Linked DNA regions of Homo sapiens: region 1 is linked to region 2. Evidence: read pairs that join two places in POLR2A ChIA-PET (ENCODE). Cell type or tissue: IMR-90. All regions are shown on one strand.

The links. Peaks named below come from ENCODE experiments on the same cell type or tissue, not always from the same donor. Only the 100,000 strongest peaks of a DNase experiment are listed, where the experiment ranks them.
Region 1: POLR2A ChIA-PET joins it to region 2 with 8 read pairs; 4 of 35 experiments call an interaction of 5 or more read pairs at or near these places.

The regions. Positions count from the first base shown.
Region 1 is chr14:99,925,119-99,930,118 of GRCh38, reverse strand. The region is part of intron 17 of EML1 (EMAP like 1); the gene reads right to left. Among named protein-coding and RNA genes, the nearest start is that of EML1, 130 kb to the right of the region's middle. In IMR-90, no CTCF peak of the experiment used is centred here; no DNase peak of the experiment used is centred here.
Region 2 is chr14:99,984,131-99,989,130 of GRCh38, reverse strand. It overlaps a transcript of EVL not described here. Among named protein-coding and RNA genes, the nearest start is that of EVL, 79 kb to the left of the region's middle. In IMR-90, no CTCF peak of the experiment used is centred here; a DNase peak (open chromatin) is centred at 2,510; H3K27ac peaks cover 409 bases.

The DNA.
Region 1 (5,000 bases), 59 kb after region 2:
GCTCCTCTCCACAACCCCAGTCTGTGGCAAAGGGTCAGTGTCCACCTGCCTCACTGAGTGTGAAGGTGGCATTTATCTTTGGGCAGGGGGCCTCTGGCTGGGGGCTCGTTGGTCCTTCCCACATCCTGGGAAGGCCCAGGAGGGCCAGCTCCACCTATAAAGCTCAAGAACCGCTACTAGCTTTTCCTCTGGCCATCAGCAGAACCCTCATAGCTTTCCTGAGACTGACGGAATGAGAAAAAGCCCTCATCATTTCATCATGGTTTCCCTTCTTAGCACATGGCAGCGCAGGGTGCTGCTACCTTGGAGATGGGCTACAGATCTCGGCCGGGATCTTGGCAGCAGGTTTCTGAAATTCCATGTCAATGACAATCTGTGTTTGGGCATCGAATGCTTTCTCTCTCTCTCTCTTTAGTCTTAGGTCTGTAAATACTTAAATCCAAAAATGAGATAGTAATCCACAACAGTATAGCCTATATGCTGGAAAAATCTTGTGTAACCAGAAAACTCATACTGCTGATCACATTTTGCTTTGTGTCTGTTGCACTGTAGTTAGTTATAGCTACATTCACGCATGCAACTAACCCGTCATAAACCCTATGCTAGGAGCTAGCTGGGCACACAGTGCTGAACAAAATAGGGTCCCTCCCATCATGGAACTGTGGGTCACTCCCCAGGGGTCTGAGTCCACCATCTGGGTGCTGTTCCAGGGGCCATCACTGCTGCTGTTACTGATGATGATATCACATCCCCTGTGACATCTGCACAATGCTCTGCAGAGAACTCATTCACACTTCTTTCAGTTGGGCCTCATGGTAACTCACTGTCTGCTCTGAAAAGGTCACCTGGCTAACTAAGGGAGAACACTAGATTCAAATGCGGTTGGCCCGGCCCTGGCTTAGGGCTTTCACTTTTGCCCCACACAGCTCCCAGGCAATGACTCTGAAGCTGAGAGGCAGAGTTCTAGTAGGAAGAGCTCTCTGCTCTCCAGGGAATGGTCATTAGTGTAACTGACAAGAAATAGAAACATGTTTCCCAATGGACCTGCTCAAGTTAGCAGGCGCTGACAGGTATCAGATGGCTTTCTAGGAAAGAGGCTGCAGATGAGGCCCTCGTGCCTTCAGCAGACGTTCAAAATAACTGAGAAAATGGTGAGAAACACAAGATAAGATGCAGAACACTGGCTAAATTAACAGAAAGAAATGTGATACTGAGGAGGTTATGAATGAAAGGCATTCCAAGTCAAGCTCCTTCTCAACATGGACAAAAGGCTGCCAAGGGGGCTGAGCAGTTGTCTGTTTAGGGTGAGAAGTTATGAACGTGGTTCAGAGACAACGAAAAAACATCCAAAAGAGATGCTCTATCAGATCTTCTAAAGCTCGAGGACACGTCCCACTGTGAGGCAGAGTTGACGCTGTCAATAAGGTTATAAAATAGAAGATCCCTACAGAGACCAGCAGCTCAGAGTCAGCCACGTATTTCCCAGAACCAAAACTCCAGTTTCCAAGAGTGTCAGCATAGCCAAATGGCCTGTGCATGAAAGAAACAGTATTTCCCACAACATAATCATATAATGAAAAGGCAAGACAATCCCCTACCCTGTGGCAACAAGCACTCCTAACACCCATATTGTGATCTCCTCCCTTCAGATGAAAAAGGAAGGAGGGCCTCCTGAGAGAAAGGGCTATAGGTAAGAAATGTATACAAGGATCCTGGAACAACTTGTTATGCCAGAGAACAAGTACTAAAGGCTCCTGAGGTCACGTCAAAAGGACCCAGGAGCCAACTAGAGTAACTTCCACCTAATATAACAGACAGGAACACAGCAAATAAACTTCAATCCATAATGGCACCAAAACTACACCACTACCCACCACCACCACCACCACCACCACCACCACCATCACCATCACCACCACCACCACCACCACCACCACCACCACCTCCACCACCACCACCATCACCACCACCACCACCACCACCACCACCACCACCTCCACCACCACCACCACCTCCACCACCACCACCATCACCATCACCACCACCACCACCACCACCACCACCACCATCACCATCACCACCACCACCACCACCACCACCACCACCACCACCTCCACCACCACCACCATCACCACCACCACCACCATCACCACCACCACCACCTCCACCACCACCACCATCACCACCATCACCACCACCACCAATACCACCACCACCACCACCACCACCACCACCACCACCGCCACCACTACTACCACTACCACCACCACCATCACCACCACCAATACCACCACCACCACCACCCCCCCACCCCCCCCACCACCAATACCACCACCACTACCACCACCACTACTATCACCACCACTGATCGGTGACTGTTAGAGGAGCAGAAAGCAAATGTATTATCTCAGAAACTGGAAAATAAAGTGAATGAAATCAAGCATTAATTCTGACTTTCCTATATGAACTCTACCACTGGGTACCAAAATTGTAGATGAAGGAAAGTTTTTCTTCATAGAAGTACTATATCTAATAAATGAAGAAGAAAAGCTAACATTGGAAATCAATAGTTGGCAACCTTTATGGATCTAGGCACTGGGTAACAACAGCTACTAATGTCACAAAAAGTGAGAAAAACCCATTATGTGCCTCCTAAAGGAAAAATACAGCAACACATATACAGCTTGAATATGACCAAGCCTCGATATCCAGCAATCACTTTATGGGAAATACAGGGGACAGAGGAACACGTGAAGACAACACCACAAAGATGCATTCAGCAAAATCCAGTGTGGAAAATGCTACAGGACAAACGAGCCAGTTTCATCAACAAATTTACTGTAATAGAGGGAGAGAGAGAACACCTATGGATTAACAGAAACTAGTAAGTCATATCAACCAATTACCATTGTGTGGGCTTTTTTTTGCTTCCTGGTTTAAACAAATTGTTAAAAAAAAGTAAATTGAAAACTGGAACATATAACTGGCCATCTGATGATATTAAGACATCAATGCTGATTTGGGTTGGGGAGGAGACAACGATACTGTGGTTATATTAAAAATAAGAGGGCAGGTCTGTGCTGTGGCTCACGCCTGTAATCCCAGCACTTTGGAAGGCCAAGGGCAGGGGTGAATTGCTTGAGCTCAGGAGTTCAAGACCAGCCTGGGCAACATGGCAAAACCTCATCTCTACTAAAAATACAAAAAATTAGCCAGGTATGGTGGTGCATGCCTGTAGTCCCAGCTACTCGGGAGGCTGAGGTGGGAGGATTGCTTGAGCTTGAGGGATAGAGGTTGCAGTGAGCTGAGATCACGCCACTGCACTCCAACCTGGGTGACAGAGTGAGGCTCTGTCTAAAAAAAAAAAAAGGCAGAGCTGGGTGCAGTGGCACACGCCTGTAGTCCCACCTATTCAAGGGGCTGAGGCTGTAGTGTACTGTGATCACACCTGTGAGTACCCACTGCACTCCAGCCTGCAACATAGCAAGACCTCATCTCTAACAATAAAAAACAGTCATTAAAAAAAATAAGAGCTGCCAGGGGCAGTGGCTTATGCCTATAATCGCAGCACTTTGGGAGGCCGAGGCGGGCAGATCACTTGAGGCTAGGAGCTTGAGACCAGCCTGGCCAATCTGGCAAAACCCTGTCTCTACTAAAAATACAAAAATTAGCCAGGTGTGGTGGCGTAAGCCTGTAGTTCCAGCTACTCAGGAGGCCGAGGCAGGAGAATTGCTTGAATCTGGGAGGCAGAGGTTACAGTGAGCTGAAATCATGCCACTGCACTCCAGCCTGAACAACAGTGCAAGACTCCATCTCAAAAAAAGAAAAAAAAAACCCCAAAAAACACAAAAAATAAGAGGGCAGTTCTTCTAGCTGTGGCCAAATGAGAAGGTTGGCCAATCCTCTCCCCATAAAGCAATTATGAAATTCTATAAAACTGACAAAAACAACCATTTCCAGACTCTGTAAATTGAACAAGACATGAAAATCTGAGAAGTGTTGTTTATTTGAAAATCTTCTCAACTTCAGGTAAAAACAGGGTGAATCCATCATGTTCTTCCCTGGGCTGCCCTCACTCCTTCGCAGCAGCTGGGCCAGCACAGCGGTCCTGGCAGGGAAGAACAGGCTCTGAGGACCACGCGGCTGTGGTAAAAGGGCTCACTCCATATGGAGCCCTGGGCAATAGTAGCACTGGGATGGAAGTGACCATCTCTAGGGCAGTTGGGTGGGGAGGGCCAAGGTTTCTACTGGCTTGAGGTTACGGTTATTGGATGGGTGAGCGCATTCCTGGCTGACGGGAGGCTGGTGCATGCACAGTGGAGGCAGGAAAGGATCCTGCCTATTCAGACACCCTTCCGGCCAATCTGAATCTGTACATGTGCATAGAGGAGATGTAAAAGGGTGAGTGGAAAGTAAAAGCCAGGCCGACATGGAAACGGCCTGAACTTTGAACATGCCCTTCAACCTGCCCACAGAGCCACTGGCAGAGGACGGAGCCTTACTGGCTTAAGTTATTTGTGCATAACCTCTGCCCAATCATTCATTCAAACTACATGAAGCAAAAATAGAGTTGAAAAGAGAAATTTGGTGGCTCCTGCCTGTAATCCCACTTTGGGAGGCTGAGGCAGGAAGACTGCTTGAGCCCAGGAGTTTCAGTTTAGAGACATAGGAATACCCTGTCTCTAAAAAAAATTAGCTGGGTGTGGTGGTGCCTGCCTGCAGTCCCAGCTACTTGGAGGCTGAGGTGGCAGAATCACTTGAACCCAGGAGGTCAGGGCTGCAGTGTGCCGTGTTTGTGCTAGTGTACACCAGCCCAGGTGACAGAGCAAAAAAAAAAAAAAAAGAAAAAAGAAATCTGAATAGACTTGTAAGAAGTAAAGAAATTGAATTAGTAATTAAAAACCTTCCCACAAAGAAAGGCCCAGGTAGTTTCACCAAATTCACATACATTCTGTCAAATATTTAATATAACACCAACTTTTCACAAACTCTTTCAGAAA
Region 2 (5,000 bases):
AGTTCAGTTGTTGTTGTTTTAAAACAGATTTACTGAGGAACAGATTTTTTCTTTTTCATAAAATTCACCCATTTAAAGTATACAACAGTTTTTAGGATATTCACAGAATTGTACAACCATTACCATAATCCAATCTTGCGATACTGGGATTATCTGCAAGAGAAATCTTGTACTCATTAGCAGTTACTCCCCATTCTCAAACTGACCCTCAGCCCCACACCCTCCACCCACCCAAGCAATCACTAATCTACATTCTGTCTCTATAGATTTGCCTATTCTGGACATTTCATGTAAATGGAATCATACAATATGTGGTCTTTTGTGACTGCACCTGTCATTGAGTATAATATTTCTGATGTTCATCCATGTTATATCAGTATTTCATTAGTTTTTATTGCACTGTATGGATATACCACATTTTGTTTATCCATTCATCGATTCGTGAACATTTGGGTTGTTTCCACTTTGAGGCTATCATGAATAATGCTATGATCATTTGTGTATAAGTTCTGTGTAGACATATGTTCTAATTTCTCTTGGCTATCTGCCTACGAGTGGAACTGATAGGTCATAGGGTAACTCTATGTCTAACATTCTGAAAAACTGACAAACCGTTTTCCAAAGCAGCTGCACCATTTTACACTCCCCAGCAATGTACGAGGGCTCCAATATGTGAGGTTTATCCACATTCCCAATGTGTAAGGGTTATCCTCATCCTCACCAACATTTGTTATTATCTTTTTTATTCAAACCATCCTAGTGAGTATGAAATGGTATTTCATTGTGGTTTTGGTTTGCCTTTCCTCTTGTCTAATGATGCTAAGCACCTTTTCAAGTGCTTATTGGCCATTTGTTTATCTTCTTCAGAAAGGTATCTATTCAAATAATTTGCCCATTTTAAAATCAGGTTGTCTTGGCCAGGCACGGCGGCTCACACCTGTAATCCCAGCACTTTGGGAGGTCGAGGTGGGCAGATCACCTGAAGTCGGGAGTTTGGGACTAGCCTGACCAACATGGAGAAACCCCATCTCTACTAAAAAAATACAAAATTAGCAGGGTGTGGTGGTGCATGCCTGTAATCCCAGCAACTTGGGAGGCTGAGGCAGGAGAATCACTTGAACTCAGGGGGCAGAGATAGTGGTGAGCCAAGATCACGCCATTGCACTCCAGCCTGGGCAGCAAGAGTGAAACTCCGTCTCAAAAAAAAAAAAAAAAAAAAAAAAAATTGGGTTGTCTTTTCATTGTTGAGATGTCTTAGTCTATTCAAGCTGCTATAACAAAAATACCAGAAACTGGGTGGCTTATAAACAATATTTATTTCTCACAGTTCTAGAAGCTGAGAAGTCCAAGATGAAGGCACTGGCAAATTACCTATCTGATGAAGGCCTTTTCCTCATAGAGCCTTCTTGCTGCATCCTCACATGCTAGGAGGGGCAAACAAGCTCCCTCAAACCCCTTTTATTTATTTGTTTGTTTGTTTGTTTACTTGAGATAGAGTCTCGCTCCTGTCACACAGGTTGGAGTGCAGTGGTGCAATCTCGGCTCACTGCAACCTCCACCTCCCGGGTTCAAGTGATTCTCCTTCCTCAGTCTCCCAAGTAGCTGGGATTACAGGCGTGTGCCACCATGCCAGGCTAAGTTTTGTATTTTTAATAGAGACAGGGTTTTGCCATGTTGGCCAGGCTGGTCTCAAACTCCTGACCTCAGTTGATCCACCTGCCTTGGCCTCCCAAAGTGCTAGGATTACAGGCATGAGCCACCATGCCCGGCCTCTAACCTCTTTTATAAGGACACTAATCCCATATATGAGAGTTCAACCCTCATGACCTAATCATATTCCAAAGGCCCCACCTCTTAATAATATAATCTTGGCGGGGGGTAGTATTTCAACATATGAATTTTGGGAGCACACAAACTTTTAGACCATAGCAAAATATAAGAGTTCTTTATATATTCTAGATATAAATCTCTTATCAGATATATGATTTGCAAATATTTTCTCCCATTATCAGGATTGTCTTGTCACTTTATTGACGGTACCATTTTCAGCAGAAACATTTTTAATTTTGATAAAATCCAATTTATTTATTTATTGGTCATTTGTGCTTTTGGTGCTATTTCTAAGAAACCATTGTCTAACATAAGGTCACACAGATTTACTCTTGTATTTTCTCCCATAAGAGTTCTAAAGTTTTAGTCTTCCCACTGAAGTTTACAATCTACTTTAAGTTGAATTTTGTATATGGTGTGAGGTAGGGTCCAATTTCATTCTTTTGTATGTGGGTACTTTGTCCCAGTATTTGTTGAAAAGGCTATTTTCCCCCATTGAATTGTCTGGCACTCTTGTCAAAAAACAATTGCTCATAAATGTAGGGGTAGTAAGTCCAGTTGTAGACATGCTGAATTGCACGTACTTATGCTCTATCTCCTTGGAACTAGGCTACATGTGTAGAAAACCATGTCTTCAATTCATAGTCCAGAAATCTGCACAGTGAACTCAATAAATATTTGTGCAATTATTACCATATGTGCACTTCACAGTCATGCTGCCTCATCACCCATAGCCTTGGACACTCTGAAGCATATCACTCTGATCTTGTGAAGGCACCAGCTGGTTCCCTTCCTAGCGCTGCTCCTCTAATTGGGACACTATCTGATTCAGTCTGTTGCTTACTGTTTGATTTTTCCTTAATGATACAAATTGAGGAGAGCATTTTCCTTCTTCCCAGGAAAGAAAATGCTCATAAACGGGACCCTGAAGCTGTCCTCTTAGAAATCTCAGCTGGTAGAAAGAAGCAGTGCCAGTGGATACATTTGATTTTTTTTTTTTTTTTTTTTTTGAGACAGAGTCCACTCTGTCACCCAGGCTGGAGTACGGTGGTGCAATTTCAGCTCACCACAACCTCCACCTCCCAGGTTCAAGCGATTCTCATGCCTCACCCTCCCGAGTAGCTGGGACTACAGGCACATGCCACCACGTCTGGCTAATTTTTATATTTTTAGTAGGGACAGGGTTTAGCCATGTTGGTCAGGCTGGTCTTGAACTCCTGACTTCAGGTGATCCGCTCGCCTTGGCCTCCCAAAGTGCTGGGATTACAGGCATGAGCCATCGTGCCCAGCCAATACATTTGATTTTGATCTATCAGCAAAGAGGCTCCAAGGTTTAGTATGTTTCCATTTTGTATTCAGGGTTTCATTTGTGTGCTAGGTCGAACATCTTTCTGTATTCAAGCCGAAGTTAGAGATCTAAATTGCTAAAGGACTTCAGCAGGCCAGAGCTCAGTGAAAGGAAGGTCCACAGAAGGGCCACTAATTAGTAATGAATGGCTAAAAGACAAGGGACTTTTTTTTTTTTTTCTTTCTGAGATGGAGCTTCGCTCTTGTTGCCCAGGCCAGAGTGCAATGGCGCAATCTTGGCTCACCGCAACCTCCACCTCCTGGGTTCAAGCGATTCTTCTGCCTCAGCCTCCCAAGTAGCTGGGATTACAGGCATGCACCACCACACCCAGCTAATCTTGTATTTTAAGTAGAGACGGGGTTTCTCCATGTTGGTCATGCTGGTCACGAACTCCCGACCTCAGGTGATCCGCCCACCTGAGCCTCCCAAAGTGCTGAGATTACAGGCATGAGCCACCACGCCTGGCCAAGACCAAGGACTTTTAACCAAGAAAAGGCAAGACTTACTGAAGTCCATTGTCTTCAAGCATCTGAAAAGCCAACTGGAAGAAAGACCAGTTCAAGGAAGTACAAAGGTGAAGAACCAAAACAGAAGATAAGCCCAGTCAAAATCCTGCCAGTTCCCCTAGGCCCATCTCAAATGTAATAATAATAATAAATAAAAATTATGTCGTTCATACCTCTTTTCTGACACTGCCATCTCATATGCCCCATGCTATTCTTCTTGGCTATAAACTCCTTGAGGCTTATGTAGGTCTCCATAGCTCTCTATCCCTAGCCCCACTATCTTGCATATAGTAGGTACTCAATATATATATATCTGTCAAGCAAAAATGTAAGCAAATGTGATTAAAATTAAATGAGTTAAGTCTGAGAAACCATCAGCACCAAGAGGAGCCTAAAGAGATATAACAACTTAACGTTGTTATATACAAACTAAACTAAATGTCCTGAATGGGATCCTGGAACAGAAAAAGGATACCGGGTAAAAACAACAGAAACTTTAATAAATGCTGGACTTTAATTAATAATAATGTCAGCTGGGCACAGTGGCTTATGCCTGTAATACCAGCAATTTCAGAGGTCCAGGTGGGTGGATCACCTGAGGTCAGGAGTTCGAGACCAGCCTGGCCAACATGGTGCAACTCAGTCTCTACTAAAAATACAAAAAAATTAGCCGGGTGTGGTGACGCACACCTGTGATTCCAGCTACTCGGGAGGCTGAGACAGGAGAATCGCTTGAAACTGGGAGGTGGAGGTTGCAGTGAGCCGAGATCGCACCACTGCACTCCAGCCTGGGTGACCAGAGCAAAACTCTGTCTCAAATGATAATAATAACATATCAGTAATAATGTATCATACTAATATAAGATGTTAATTAACAGGAGAAACTATATGTGTGCAGGAGGTGTATAGGAACTCTCTGTACAACCTTCTCAATTTTTCTATAAATCTAAAACTGTTCTAAAATACAAAGTCTATTAATTTAAAAAAGAAAGAAAAGCATTCATTCATCCTTGGGGATGGGGCTGGGGTCTCCATTTTGGAAAGACACATACATACATACACATCCCTCCAGTGATTCCTACACATATTCAAGTTTGAGAAACATCTGGGATACTAAGGGTTACAGTGGATAACGTCCTTACAAAGAAATCACAGAAAAAAATACCCATCCACACATCACCAAACAAATCATGTCTTATGGCAGCAGTAAGGACACAACAGACTAAATCACTGACACCTCAGTAATGCATTAAGTCATTAAGCACATAATAAAATAGCTTTTGCTTGGATGCTAGCTTCTACGATTTGGGGGTGGC